Linked DNA regions of Homo sapiens: region 1 is linked to region 2. A link is a loop called in an ENCODE intact Hi-C map of the cell type or tissue named here. Cell type or tissue: ovary. All regions are shown on one strand.

Region 1 (8,000 bases), 350 kb after region 2:
AGCCATATTTTCTTTATCTAACCATCTACCTCTCTATATTTATTTGACACATTATTTTAAGGTAAAACACAGAGAAAACAAGTGAATTCTTAAGTCTTACCAACACATCCATAGAACATGTAAGATAAGCTACTGAAGAAAAGGAGGAAAAGGAACCATAAAGAAAATCTCTAAACCTCTACTTAAGCCTAGTTAAGTAAAACTCAGAAATGAGAACGTTAATCTCTGCACCACAGTTTATAAATGTACCCTTATTCCATCATTTAATTCTCAGAAGTCTTATAAGGCAACTTGATGAATAAACAAAAGGAATCCCATGAAGAACCTGTAGCTCTAGGAGGGAAGGGGAAAGAAAATCAATATTTCAATATTTTCTGAGTGTCCATGATGCACCCAACAATTATGTTACCTCTAATTATTCTCACAACAAACAAGATGTATTACATCTCTACTTTGAAGATGAGAGTGGAGCTTAGTGAGGTCAAGCTATTTGTCCAGCTCACAAGCTGGTATGCAGTGGTACAATCACGGCTCACTGTAGCCTTGAACTCTTGGATTCAAGGGATCTGCCTGCTTCAGCCTCCTGAATAGCTGCAACTACAGACATGGGCCACCACACTGGCTAATTGTTTTTAATTTTTATTTATTTATTTTTTTTGTAGAGAGATGAGGTCTTGCTATATTGCCCAGGCTGGTCTTGAACCCCTGGCCTCAAGTGATCCTCCAGTGTCAGCCTCCAAAAGTGTTGGGATTACAGGCGTGACCTACCATGGTCTAAATTAAAATTTTAATTAAAAATTGTAAATTAAAAAATTGTTACTGTGGTGTGAGATGGGTAAAATTTATCTTATTGCTTTTATTATACAAGGGATGCTTAGGTTAATCTAGTCCTAATTCTTACTACCTCTATGGTTTAGATGAGGCAGGGCTAATTAAAGCAGTGACCATAGAACAAGAAGAATCAGAAGTGAAGGTTCTGGTGCTGTGGTAATGCCACTGTCTAACCCTAGAAAAGTCACTCAAACTCTCCTCACTCAAGAATGTTCATCTGTAAAATGAGATGTTGGATTAGATTATCAGTGAGGTTCCTTCCAGCTGTTTTAAAGACAAAACACAAATGAAACCCACAATTTTTAGTGATTTACTTCCATCATCATCTGGTGAGGGCCAAGTTGTAGGTCTCACCGATCCCAGGCCTATCCTCCGTGCATTCTCAGTAAATGTACTCATTTAGGGGACTGTCAATGCAGGCCAACTTTAATTGGAATGTTGGTCAGTACAAGTGCAATTACAAGAAACTTCAAGCTTCCAGAAGCAGATGTTCCCACAGATTCTGACACAATAACTGATGATGAAGGCTGTGCCTTACAAAAGAGAAGCCATGGAAAAGTTTCATTCCAGGGGAAACTCGCATTCATCCCTAACCTTGTGTATCTTCTGCCAGGCAAGCTAGCCTGCTTATCACCCTTATAATGATTTTTTAAAAAATATTCTTTACACTATTAGATAGTATGCTTTAAGAGCTCTGCCTTGGTCACCTCTATATCCCTAGCTTTTACCATAAAACTTGGCACAGAGTTGGTGATCAATACATGTTTATGGAATGAATAGCTAATCTCACCATCCCTGAGTATTCCACACCAACTCACCTTCATGGCTCAGCTCAGATGTCATCTCTACCTCCCCCTCCCCAAACTCCCATTATACTGTAACTGTATTTCTCCTATGGTGCATCTTATTTTCTTACTAAAGTCGTTTACATATATCTTAGTTCCCCAGTAAAGTCAAATGCTCTGAGATAGAAGCTATCTCTTGCTCACTATTGAAAAACTACAATACCTAGCTGATAGTAGGCACAAAATAAATGTAGAATGAGCACATCATTCATATATATATATGTACACACACACACGTGCATGCACACACACACACACCCCAAAACACTCAGCACAGTGCTTTACAGTTAGTAATCATTCAGTAAATACTATTGAATAAATTAAATGCTTTCTGAAAATGTTATGGTGAAACTAGTACCCTAAAACTATAAATGTTTGTAAATTATTCCAAATCTCTGGGAAAAATATAGTAAACTAGATTAAAAGTCATAAAAATGGTCTGTCCTTGACAGATAATCCCACTTCTGGGATTGTGACCTTAGAAAATAGATGAATAGACACAAACCAAACGAAACCAAACCAACAACAAGATCTGTATAAAAATTTAGCATAGCATTTTTTATAGTGAAAATGGGAAGATAGTAAGAATTAAAGCACATACTATGGCATGTTGATATAACATTATACTGCAATTCCAATAATAGTTCTGATGACCCATGAAAGTAAAAGATGCTGTGACTCACAGTAGGTAAAATACAAAGTTCACACTCATTATGATATGCACTGTGGAAAATTAGGAATGCCCGTGAGAAGACCAAATATGCAAAAATGGAAAAATAGTTATTTTAGGATGGTGTTGTTATGGGTGATTTTCTCCTCTAGGTTTTCTTTAAGTGTATTATGTTACTTTTCATTAATATAATAAAAAATTTGGTATAGTCGACATGAACTTTTCCTTAACGTGACTGATTATATTTCCCAAAGATAACTATTTAGTGAGGATCAAAGCATAAAATTAAATTGCCTACTAATGAGCTATTGCTTCAGTATTTAACACTAAGACTCAGGTGTCACCTGAGTCTTATACATCATGAGGTATAAAGTACAAGCATGTTGTGTGTGGTGCAGGAACAGATTTGGATGAGAAACAAGAAGTGACACCCAGTAAAGGAATCTCAGGAACCACTTAATAGCAGATAGGATTACTCATTCAAGGAAATGATCAATACAGCTTTCCCTAGGGGATTGGTTTCAGAACCTTCCTTCCCCCACAAGAATCCATTCATGCTCAAGTCCCCCAGTTGGCCCACTGAATCCAGCAATATGAAAAGCTGGCTGCCTTTGGCTTCATATACCGATGAATACTGTATTTTCAGTTTACTTTTGGTTGCGGATCTGGAATCCACGGATATGGAAGTTTGACTGCATTTATTGAAAAAAAAAAATCACTTATAAGTAAGCCCGTGCAGTTCAAACCCATGTTGTTCAAGGGTCAACTGTACTAGTTCCTGAAAGGGTTAAATAAAGGAGGGTGCAACCCAGAAGGGATATAGAGAGAAGGGAGAGGGACTAATGATGGTTCTCTCTTTGGTTCTCTGCCATCTCCTACCAACTTAACCCATCTCTGTTATCTATCATGGATGCGCAAATGATGGCCTGCAGGCCAAGTATAGTCCATTGCCTGTTTTTGTAAATAGCTTTACTGAACACAGCCAAGGCCATCTCTTTATGTGTTATCTTTGTCTGTTTTCACACTACAATGAGTTGAACAGTTTAGACTGAGACTTGTATGACCAGCAAGGCAAAAAATATTTACAATTTGGCTCTTTAAAAACACATTTGTCCCATACCCCCATATATAAGGAGATTTAGAAAGCAACACCCTATTTAGATAGTGGGCCACCTTTTCCTGTTACTTTTTCTTCACCAGCCTGGAAGATAGGATGATCATATAATTTATCATCCAAAATGAAACGTTTTGAGGGTGAAAGGCAGTGCTAACTAGACTATTTTCCAGGAACACAGACTTGAACCAGGATTGCCTCATACAGACCCGACATATGGACCACCTACTATAAGGGCTAGCAGTACAAGATCAGTTTTCAAAGGGCACTTATGATCCGCAGCTATAGACACAGAAAGCTTAGGTGGTTTCTCTTCCTGGTTCTTCCTATTTCTAATGCCCTCAGGTACCTTTCCACTGAGCCCTGTCCCAACTCTGTCCTAGAGCCTGCTCTGGCCCCTGAATATTCCAGCTGTTGGAACATCATGCAGGGTACCATATCTCCACTTTGTTTGCTTGTTTTAGATGGAGTCTTGCTCTGTCACCCAAGCTGGAGTGCAGTGGCACGATCTTGGCTCACTGCAACCTCTGCCTCCTGGGTTCAAGTGATTCTTGTGCCTCAGCCACCCGAGTAGCTGGTATTACAGGTATGCACCACAATGCCCAGCTAGTTTTTATATTTTTAGTAGAGACAGGGTTTTGCCATGTTGGCCAGAGTGGTCTTTAACTCCTAACCTCTGGTAATGTGCTCACCTCAGCCTACAAAAGTGCTCCATATTTCCACTTTCACTAGAGCAACAGGAGAAAACATCTATTCTTCCACACTAAATAAACTAATTGTTCCAAGTCAATACAGTGAATTTTATACCTGCAAATTTTAATATCAAGACAACTTCTTAAAATGCTATTAAGTGGAAGAATTTCAGTTTCTCTTCTCAAATATTTAAAAAGTGACCACCAGTCATAGCATTTATTACAATGAGGCCCCAAAACAAATATGGTATATTATTCATGATTTGAGCTTTTAATAGTCACCATTACTGTTTAGAGAATTACTATTCAAGAATGAGGTTTCTAATTTTATCATTCCAGAATTTTTTTTTGAAAGAAGAAAACACATACGTCCCCACACACTTTTTTTTTAAGTAAAAATGTTTGATGCTGTGGAGAAATAGGAGTAAAATAAAAGATGTTTAGAGTACCTTTGATGAAATATAGGATGTTACACCACACTTTGTGAGACTATTCTGTGTGAACAATAATAGCTTGTAGCTTGGGACCTCTCTGAATGGCTTTCCAAACATTGCCATCTGGTGGAATTTCAGTTAATTGTTCCTTTGTTCTAAGGGCTCCTGGAGGTGACTCTTGAAGACATTACTTACAGAGACTTAGAGTAATAGTTCGAAATAACTGAAGGTCAAAATGATTGCATCTCAAAGACAAATCCCAGACAGAAAAAAATGAGGCTTTCCAGGTTCGTCATCTCTGTCACAGACATGCTCGCACGCTCGCACGCTCTCACTCTGTCTCTCTTTCTGCCTCTCAAAGCCAACAGAGTGGCTTTCTTGATTCTTAACAATATCAAATAAAAATCATTTATTTATAAATAGCGATGTCATGAGTTCATTTTGACCATATCTTGATATTCTACCCTCCCCACCTATCATAAGATTTTTCAAAATTAAACTTTAATTAATTGGCTTGACCATTTTTGGAGGAATTACTAATAGCAATTAATTAGCCCTTCGTACACTTGGGAAATGGAATTTGATTTGAAAAATAGTGTTTTAAAAGAGCATATTTACTCAAATATCGGCTTTAATTGTGTACTGGAATTTTGAAAATAAATTTGTTACAATGACAATATTACTACTCACTTTAAATTAATTTTTAAGCAAGGAGTCATGCAACGTAATTTATATAAACCTTACCTTGAGCATCCAGGCTTTCTCCCTGGCTGTTGAAATGAACTGTTCCTCTGGGAAACAGGACACTGGGATAGTAAAAATGGAAGAAAAAAAGAGTGCAAGCATTTAATATGATGAAAATATGGAAGCAAAGAGTTATAATTTAGTTTAGTGGGTGTGGCCAGCAATGGAAAAAATTAAAGAAAAAATACACGCCAAATATCCAAAAGTCAATCAATCTTACCATATGAAAGTGATTAAGTCAGCCAGACAATAGAATTATACTCTCAATATATATTATTAGATCAATTCTTATATTGATTAATAGTTGATAAAAATTTAGTATAATGTCAGTCCTATGAAAATATTTTTTCTTTTGTTTTTCCCCTGCCCTGATAGTCTGATGTGACGGGAATCATGTCGGCGGATAACCCCAAGGAGCAGTGCCTCTAGTGGGGTATCAAATACCAACATCAATTAAAGTACTGAATTCCCCAAACTTAGGTTTAACCAGGTTTTATATTTAGTATCAACACAGGCTTTTTCTAGTCAAAAAGATTTTTAATTTCAACAGGATAAGCATTATAAACGACTTTAAAATGTACATACCAATAAGCAGTAATTTAGTAATTTACTTTCTTTTCTTTTTTTTTTTTTTTGGAGATGGAGTCTCGCTCTGTCGCCCAGGCTGGAGTGCAGTGGCGCGATCTCGGCTCACTGCAGGCTCTGCCTCCTGGGCTCACGCCATTCTCCTTCCTCAGCCTCCCGAGTAGCTGGGACTACAGGCGCCCGCCACCATGCCCGGCTAATTTTTCTGTATTTTTAGTAGAGACGGTGTTTCACCGTGTTAGCCAGGGTGGTCTCGATCTCCTGACCTCGCGATCCGCCTGCCTTGGCTTCCCAAAGTGCTGGGATTACAGGCGTAAGCCACCGTGCACAGCCAATTGACTTTCTTTATATGAATTACCTATTTATTTTCAAAATATGCTTTGACTAAATGAGGCAGTAAGACAGTAAACTGATGAGGGACAAATCCAATTCTGGAGGCTAAGAAATGGAGGAGTCTGAGTTTGCTTTGAGAATCAAGTGTTTGGGGGATGAACGGTTACGGAGGAGGTTGCTATGTTTCAACTGGATGCTGCTATGAATGACCTGACTTGCATATACATATGAGCCTTAACTCTCTTCCCCACTTTCCACCTAAGCCCTACATTGCTCTTCTGTGTTTTCTATGACCATTTCAGAAATGACTTGGTGTTTATTTAGCTTAAAATCATTGTGTAAAAATAAAATATTTGTGATAGATCCAACATGATGTGATTATTCCGAGACACAGGTCTGGAGATGTTGCTGGTAGAATTATTATTTTTTTTAATTAAAAGGGAGGAGGTGGCATTTTATAGTTTTTCTCTAAGGGAAAAAGGAGATGTTTAGTTAAAAAAAGGTGAAAAACAAAATGGCAAGAGTCAAGAGAATAAAAGTAAAGGTGACAACTGAATTGTTATACTACTCAGTGAAGGATCTCAAAAATAATTAATAAACTTGGGCTTGTTTAAAAATCAGAAAACTTAACATGAATGGTGTACATAGTGTCAATAACTAAATTAAGATATATTGACTACAATCTAAGTTTTTTCCTTCAGATACAATAAGTTGAATTTCCTTACATATTTTGCAGCAGAATTTAATTTTACGAATACGTTATATCTTTCTACAACTGAATGATAGTTGATAAACCTAAATTCAGATTTTAACAATATTGGTTCCCATCCATGTCAGTTTCTATTCTTAAGTCCTTCAATTTTCCAGAAAGTTCAACTGAATCAGAATGAAATTTTCATTTATCTACTTTATTTAATAGTACCCAGTAGCTGTGCAAGCCACTGGCCACCAAGCTACGAAGCAGGAACATAAGGTTTCTAGTTTATCTATAAAGCAGATAATTAGCCCTTAGAAAATTCAGAATTGTCTGTATACAATTGGCCTTTTTCTATTTTCTGACAACGGTCCATTGCTAGGTTTTCCAGCAGCCGCAATGGATCAGTTTGGAGAAGAATGACATTATTTATTGAACACCTTATGCACCAGTCATTTCACATATTTTATCTAATTTAATCCTCAAAACTATCTTATTATAAATGAAGAAACAGAGGCTCAGAGTAGTGGGGCAATTTGCCCAATATCATGCAGCTAGAAAGGGATAGATTTTAATTGAGTCTGGCAGACCAGTATCTATCTCCTTTCTCTTTCATCTGTATGTCCACACTAAAATACCTTAATAGCAGTCATTTGACATAGATTCGAAATACCTGGAGAGCTTTCACTCCATCATCATAAGTTCAGGACCTAGCATGTGGTAGGTGCTCAAGAAGTCCCAGCCTTGCAAGGATAGAAGTCTAGCCTTCCCATGCAGCCTTTGCTTGTGGGGATAGGAGTGAGGCAAAGCTTGCTCCTGCTGTGTTTGGCAGGAGTAGAGCTCTCATTGTCTGCAAGTCTCACACTTTACGTAAAAACGAACTCAAAATGGATCATGGCATAAATGTGAAATGTAAGACTACAAAACTTATAGAAAAAACAAAAAACAGGAGAAAATCTTTAGGATCGGGGCTGGCAAACTGTTCTCAGCCTTGACACCAAAAACACAATCTGGAAGAGGAAAAATTGGTAAATTGGACTTCATCAAAATTAAAAACT
Region 2 (8,000 bases):
GAAAATCCGACGTTCAACTCACCTGGCTGCCACTTCCAGAGCCCCTGGAACTCTGGCCTAAGGCTCTCTGACTGACTCCTTCCCAGATCTTCTCGGCTTAGCAGATGAAGACTGACACTACCCAATCGCCTTGGAAGCCTACAGGACCATCACAGACACTCTGGGTAACTATCACAGTGGAGGGTAAGTCCATCCCCTTCTTAATACGGAGGCAACCCACTCCACATTACCTTCTTTTCAAAGGCCTGTTTCCCTTGCCTCCATAACTGTTGTAGGTATTGACGGCCAGGCTTCTAAACCTCTTAAAACTCCCTAATTCTGGTGCCAACTTAGACAATACTCTTTTAAGCACTCCTTTTTAGTTATCCCCACCTGCCCAGTTCCCTTATTAGGCCGAGACACTTTAACTAAATTATCTGCTTCCCTGACTGTGCCTGGACTACAGCCACACCTCATTGCCACCTTTTCCCCCAGTTCAAAACCTCCTTCACATCCTCCCCTTGTATCTCCCCACCTTAACCCACAAGTATGATACCTCTACTCCCTCCTTGGTGACCGATCATGCACCCCTTACCATCCCATTAAAACCTAATCAACCTTACCCCGATGAATGCCAATATCCCATCCCACAGCACACTTTAAAAGGATTAAAGCCTGTTATCACTCACCTGTTACAGCATGGCCTTTTAAAGCCTAGAAACTCTCCTTACAATTCCCCCATTTTACCTGTCCTAGAACCAAACAAGCCTTACTGGTTAGTTCAGGATCTGCGCCTTATCAACCAAATTGTTTTGCCTATCCACCCCATGGTGCCAAACCCATATACTCTCCTATCCTCAATACCTCCCTCCACAACCCATTATTCTGTTCTGGATCTCAAACATGCTTTCTTTACTATTCCTTTGCACCCTTCATCCCAGCCTCTCTTCACTTTCACTTGCACTGACCTTGACACCCATTAGGCTCAGCAAATTACCTGCAAGAATTCACAGACAGCCCCCATTATTTCAGTCAAGCCCAAATTTCTTCCTCATCTGTTACCTATCTCGGCATAATTCTCATAAAAACACACGTGCTCTCCCTGCTGATCGTGTCCAGCTGATCTCTCAAACCCCAACACCTTCTACAAAACAACAATTCCTTTCCTTCCTAGGCATGGTTAGATACTTTCAACTTTAGATACCTGGTTTTGCCATCCTAACAAAACCACTATATAAATTCACAAAAGGAAACCTAGCTGACCCCATAGATCCTAAATCCTTTCCCCACTCCTCTTTCCGTTCCTTGAAGACAGCTTTAGAGACTGCCCCCACCTAGCTCTCCCTGACTCATCCCAACCATTTTCATTACCCACAGCCAAAGTGCAGGACTGTGCAGTCAGAATTCTTACACAAGAACCAAGACCGTGCCCTGTAGCCTTTTTATCCAAACAACTTGACCTTACTGTTTTGCCTAGCCCTCAAGTTCTGCATGCGGTGGCTGCCGCCGCCCTAATACTTTTAGAGGCCCTTAAAATCACAAACTATGCTCAATTCACTCTCTACAGTTCTCATAACTTCCAAAATCTATTTTCTTCTTCACACCTGACACATATACTTTCTGCTCCCCAGCTCCTTCAGCTGTACTCACTCTTTGTTGAGTCTCCCACAGTTACCATTTTTCCTGGCCCGGACTTCAGTCCGGCCTCCCACATTATTCCTGATGCTACACCTGACCCCCATAACTGTATCTCTCTGATCCAACTGACATTCACCCCATTTCCCCATATTTCCTTCTTTCCTGTTCCTCACCCTGATCACACTTGGTTTATTGATGGCAGTTCCACCAGGCCTAATCGCTACACACCAACAAAGGCAGGCTATGCTATAGTAAAAGCCACTAGCCCGCCTCTTAGAACCTCTCATTTCCTTTCCATCGTGGAAATCTATCCTCAAGGAAGTAACTTCTCAGTGTTCCATCTGCTATTCTACTACTTCTCAGGGATTATTCAGGCCCCCTCCCTTCCCTACACATCAAGCTCGAGGATTTGTCCCCACCCAGGACTGGCAAATTGGCTTTACTCAACATGCCCCGAGTCAGATGACTAAAATACCTCTTAGTCTAGGTAGATACTTTCACTGGATAGGTAGAGGCCTTTCCTACAGGGTCTGAGAATGCCACCGCAGTCATTTCTTCCCTTCTGTCAGACATAATTCCTCAGTTTAGCCTTCCCACCTCTATACAGTCTGATAACAGACCAACCTTTATTAGTCAAATCAGCGAAGCATTTTTTCAGGCTCTTAGTATTCAGTGAAACCTTTATATCCCTTATGGTCCTCAGTTTTCAGGAAAAGTAGAATGGACTAAAGATCTTTTAAACACACACTTCATCAAGCTCAGCCACCAACTTAAAAAGGACTGGACAATACTTTTACCACTTTTCCTTCTCAGAATTCAGGCCTGTCCTCACAATGCTGCAGGGTACAGCCCATTTGAGCTCCTGTATAGATGCTCCTTTTTATTAGGCCCCAGTCTCATCCCAGACACCAGACCAACTTGGCCTGTGCCCCAAAAAACTTGTCATCCCTACTATTTTCTGTCTAGTCATACTCTTATTCTCCGTTCTCAACTACTCATACATGCCCTGCTCTTGTTTACACTGCCGGTTTACACTGTTTCTCCAAGGCATCACAGCTGATATCTCCTGGTGCTATCCCCAAACTGCCACTCTTAACTCTTAAAGTAAATAAATAATCTTTGCTGGCAAGGCTATGCTGAACCTCTTTAGGCACTCTCTAATTAGATGTCCTAAGTCCTCCCAATTCTTAGTCCTTTAATACCTGTATTTCTCCTTCTATTATTCCGTTTAGTTTTTCAATTCATACAAAACCGTATCCAGGCCATCACCAATAATTCTACACGAAAATGTTTCTTCTAACAACCTCACAATATCACCCCTTACCACAAAATCTTCCTTCGGCTTAATCTCTCCCACTCTAGGTTCCCACGCTGCCCCTAATCCCGCTTGAAGCAGCCCTGAGAAACATCGCCCATTATCTCTCCATACCACCCCCCAAAATTTTCACCATCTCAACATTTTACTGCTATCTAGTTTTATTTTTCGTATTAATATAAGAAGACAGGAATGTCAGGCCTCTGAGCCCAAGCTAAGCCATCATATCCCCTGTGACCTGCACGTACACATCCAGATGGCCAGTTCCTGCCTTAACTGATGACATTCCACCACAAAAGAAGTGAAAATGGCCTGTTCCTGCCTTAACTGATGACATTATCTTGTGAAATTCCTTCTCCTGGCTCATCCTGGCTCAAAAGCTCCCCTACTGAGCACCTTGTGACCCCCACACCTGCCTGCCAGAGAACAAGTCCCCTTTGACTGTAATTTCCCTTTACCTACCCAAATCCTATAAAATGGCCCCACCCCTATCTCCCTTCGCTGACTCTCTTTTCGGACTCAGCCCACCTGCACCCAGGTGAAAGAAACAGCCTTGTTGCTCACACAAAGTCTGTTTGGTGGTTTCTTCACACAGATGCGCACGAAATTCCCCACTTGGCATCTCTTTGCTTATACTCAAAGGCAGCCTGAAACCCAGAAGTGCACACCGAAAATGAATAGAAAGTTCCAAGATAAGAGTTCTGTCTCTGGCCTAAGGAATTGTACACTTAAAATGGTTAAAATGATCAATTTTCATGTTACATATATTTTACCACAATGAAAAAGAAAAGTATTGGAAGAAACAAATTGAAGCTGCTTTAAAAAAAAATCCCTGCCCTAATAAAGTTTGGAGTGGGAAAGGGGGATTCTAAGGGTCAGAGAGAATGGGAAAATCCCACATACAGTATTCTTTGCTTTATTTCCCTTCTCTTCTACCCCAGTCTTCAGGGAATAGTATGGCAGTAGCATTGGCGTCAGCAGCATTGCAATGGCAGTAGTCTTTTGGAAGGCATTTAATTAAATTAATTTATTTAATGATCTATTTATTTTAGAGACAGGGCCTCACTCTGTCACCCAGGCTGTGGGAAGGCACTTTAAGCTCAGAGGGAGATGAACACTTTGTTCTGAACAGAGTTGCTTTGGTCCCAGAAGCATGGAGCAAATCCCCATTGCTTTTATTTTCTCTGTGTCCTCTGGCTGCTTGGACCAGGATGCGGAATGCAGCTGGGAGAAGTAAACAGCAGAACTAAACCAGGAAACTAAAACCCCAGCTTTCTAACTGAAGAACTGGTAAGACAGACCCCAGGGAGCCAGAAAAGTGATAAAGTTATTGCAAAGAAGATGGAGATCAAGTGAGATCCCCTAAAGTTTTGTATGAGCGCTGTCTGCTTGCCTCTAAACTGCGCATGTGTGAAGCTGACCCTAACTGGCACATCACAGGCATTGAGAACTGAGCTACAAGATAGACTACCGCTTAGGCCCCAGATTGGCCACTGGGTGGCAGACACAAAGACCCAAATTGAACTGGAAATGTGTGAAACCTGAACTGACATTGGAACTACAGCCCACACAATGCAGATCAGAACTTGCAACCTGACCCTAACTAGGGCAGTTGACTGTTAAAGAAAAACATCAACATTCTCCTTATGACTTAAATAATGCCCAGGATCTGACAGCATAATATTGAAAATGTGCAGGATACAATGCAAAATTACTAGGCACAGAAAGAACCAGGAATATCTCCACTTGCAAGAGAAAAAAAAATCAAGTGATGCCAACACCTAGATGATACAGACATTAGGGTTCACAGAAAAAACTTTAAGGCAAGTTTTATAACCATGCTTTGAAAGTAAGGGTGAATGAATGGAAGGATATATATCAGGAAAGAAATGGAAGATATAGAGAGGAAATGAATGGAAATTTTTGAAGTGAAAAATACAACAATCAAAATAAAATATTCACCTGATGGGTTCAATAGGGAAACGGAGATGACAGAGGAAATAGTGATAAATCAATAGAAATTACTGAATCTAAATGACACAGACAGTAAAAGACCGACAAACAAAAAAAGGACAGTACAAGAAAACTACAATCCAATATCCTTCACAGACGTAGGCACAAAACTCCTCAACAAAATACTAGCAAATTTAATTCAGCAATGTATAGAAAGGATAAAACATCATGACCAAGAGGGTTTATCCCAGAACTGTAAGGTTGACTCAGTACTCAAAAATCAGTGAAGCTAATTTACCATATTAATAGTCTCAACAGGAAAAACCACATGGTCATATCAATTGATGCAGGAAAAGTATTTGACAAAATTCACATCCATTTATGAAAAGAATAGAAGGAGGCTTCTTCAAACTTGTAAAGGTTATCTACTAAAAATCTAGAGTTAATATAACACTTAATTATGAAAGGCCGAATGTTTTTCTCCTTAAGACTGAGAACAAAAAAAGGGATGTCTACTCTGCACTCCTATTCAACATTGTAATTGAAGTCCTAACCAGTACAATAAGGCAAGATATGAAAATTATGCACAGCTTGGCATGGTGGTTCACACCTATAATCCCAGCACTTTGGGATGTCAAGACAGGAGGATCACTTAAGGCCAGGAATTTGAGACCAGCCTGGCAACATAGCAAGACCTCATTTCTACAAAAATTTTTAAAAAGCCAGATGTGGTAGCAACACCTGTAGTGCCAGTTACTCAGGAAGCTGAGGTGGGAGGATCACTTGAGCCCAGGAGGTTGAGGCTGCAGTAAGCCATGATCACGCCATAGTACTGCAGCCTGGGTGACAAAACGAGACCCTGTCTCTAATTTTAAAAATTAAAAAAGAAAGTTATGCAGGCTATTTATTTTAAAAATAAGTGCTCCCAATTTGCAGGTAACTTGAACATCTACCTAAAAAATCCCACTGAATCTATAAAAAACTTCCTAATAATAATAAGGGAGTATAGCAAGATTGTAAAATATAACGTTGTCTTAGTGAGTTTGGGGTCCTATAACAAAAATACCATAAGCTGAGTGGTTTAAACAACAGAAATTTATTTCTGTACAGGAAGCATGATGGTAGCATCTGTTTGGCTTCTGGGGAGGCCTCAGGAAACTTACAATCATGGTGTAAGATGAAGGGGAAGCAGGTACCTCTTACATGGCTGGAGCAGGTGCAAGAGAGAGGTGGGGAGGTGCTACACACTTTTAAATAACCAGATCCCTTGAGAACTCTATCACAAGAAAAGCACCAAGGGGGATGGTGTTAAATCATTCGTGAGAACTCACCCCCATGATCCAATCAATCACCTCCCACCAGGCCCCACCTCCAATATTGGGGAACACAATTTGACATAAGATTTGGGCAGGGACACAGAACAAAACTCTATCATTCTGCTCCTGGCCCCTCCCAAATCTCATGTCCATCTCACACTGCAAAATACAACCATGTCTTCCCAACAGTCCCCAAAGTCTTAACTCATTCCAGCATTAACTCAAAAGTCCAAAGTCTCATTTGAGACAAGGTTAGACCGTTTCACCTATAAGCCTGTAAAATAACTAGTTACAACCAAGATACAATGAAGGTATAGGCATAGGGTAAATACTCCTATTCCAAAAGGGAGAAGCCCACCAAAAGAAAGGGGCTACAGGTGCTGTGCAAGCCCCAAATCCAGCAGAGCAATCATTAAATCTTAAAGTGCCAAAATAATCTCTGTTGAATCCATGTCCCACACCCAGGGCATGCTGATGCAATGGGTAGACTCCTAAGGCCTTGGACAGCTCCACCCTGTGGCTTTGCAGGATTCAGCCCCTATAGCTGTTCTCAAGGATTGACACTGAGTGCCTGTGGCTTTTCCAAGTGCAGGGTGCAAGCTGCTGGTGGATCTGCCATTCCCCCACTAAGCAGTGCCCCAGTGGGAGTCTGTATGGGGGCTCCAATCCCACATTTCCCCTTTGCACTGCCCTAGTACAGGTTCTCCATGAGGGATCCACCCCTGCAACAAGCCTCTGCCTGGACCTCCAGGCTTTTCCATACATCCTCTGAAGTCTAGGTGGAGGCTCCAAAATCTCAACTCTTGCACTCTGCATTCCCACAGGCTTAACACCATGTGGAAGCTGCCAAGTCTTATGGCTTGCACTCTCTGGAGCAGTGGCCCAAGCTGTATCTGGGCCCCTATATGACGTGGCTGGAGTTGGAGTGGCTGGGATGCAGGGAACAGTGTCCCAACGCTGTGTAGGGCAGCAGGGCCCTGGTCCTGGCCCAGGAAACCATTCTATCCTCCTAGGCCTCCAGGCCCATGATGGGAGGGGCTACCACAAAGGTCTCTGAAATGCCTTCCAGGCCTTTTCCCCATTGTCTTGGCTATTAGCACTTGGCTCCTTTATACTTATGCAAATTTCTGCAGCCTGCTTGAATTCCTCCCATGAAAATGGGCTTTTCTTTTCTACAACATTGCCAGGCTACAAATTTTCCAAACTTCTACCCTCTGCTTCCCTTTTAAATGTAAGTTCCACTTTCAGCTAATTTATTTGCTCGTGCATATGAGCATAGGTTGTTAGAAGCAGCCAGGCCACATCATGAATGCTTTGCTGCTTAGACATCTCTTCCACCAGATACCCCAAATCATCATTCTCAAGTTCAAAATTTCACAGATCCCTAGAGCAGGGCACTATGCAGCCAGGCTCTTTGCTAAAGCATAGCAAAAGTGATCTTTACTCCATTTCCCAATAAGTTTCTCATCTTCATCTGAGACCTCCTCAGCCTGGACTTCACTATTCATATCACTGTCGGCCTTTTGGTCAACAAGTCTCTAGGAAGACTTCAACAAGCCTCTAGAAATTTCCAAACTTTCCCTCATCTTCCTGTCTTCTTCTGAGCCCTCTAATCTCTTCCAACCTCTTCCCATTACCCAGTTCCAAAGCTGCTTCCACATTTTCAGGTATCTTTATAGCAATGCCCCACTCCTCAGTACCAATTTTCAGTATTAGTCCATTCTCACATTGCTATAAATAAATACCTGAGACTGGGTAATTTATAAAGAAAAGAGATTAATTGGCTTTTGGTTCTCTAA

Evidence for each region. Hi-C counts contacts between places; a loop is a spot of excess contacts. Peaks named below come from ENCODE experiments on the same cell type or tissue, not always from the same donor. Only the 100,000 strongest peaks of a DNase experiment are listed, where the experiment ranks them.
Region 1: a loop joins it to region 2, with 4 times the contacts of the local background. A loop is called at or near these places in 46 of 110 quality-filtered maps.

The regions. Positions count from the first base shown.
Region 1 is chr18:35,002,884-35,010,883 of GRCh38, reverse strand. It overlaps a transcript of MAPRE2 not described here. Among named protein-coding and RNA genes, the nearest start is that of MAPRE2, 35 kb to the left of the region's middle. In ovary, a CTCF peak has its summit at 4,694 (motif pointing left); no DNase peak of the experiment used is centred here.
Region 2 is chr18:35,351,677-35,359,676 of GRCh38, reverse strand. No RefSeq gene overlaps it. Among named protein-coding and RNA genes, the nearest start is that of ZNF24, 11 kb to the right of the region's middle. RefSeq lists enhancers at 2,969-3,501, 4,154-4,674 and a silencer at 4,333-4,512. In ovary, no CTCF peak of the experiment used is centred here; a DNase peak (open chromatin) is centred at 4,396; H3K4me3 peaks cover 236 bases.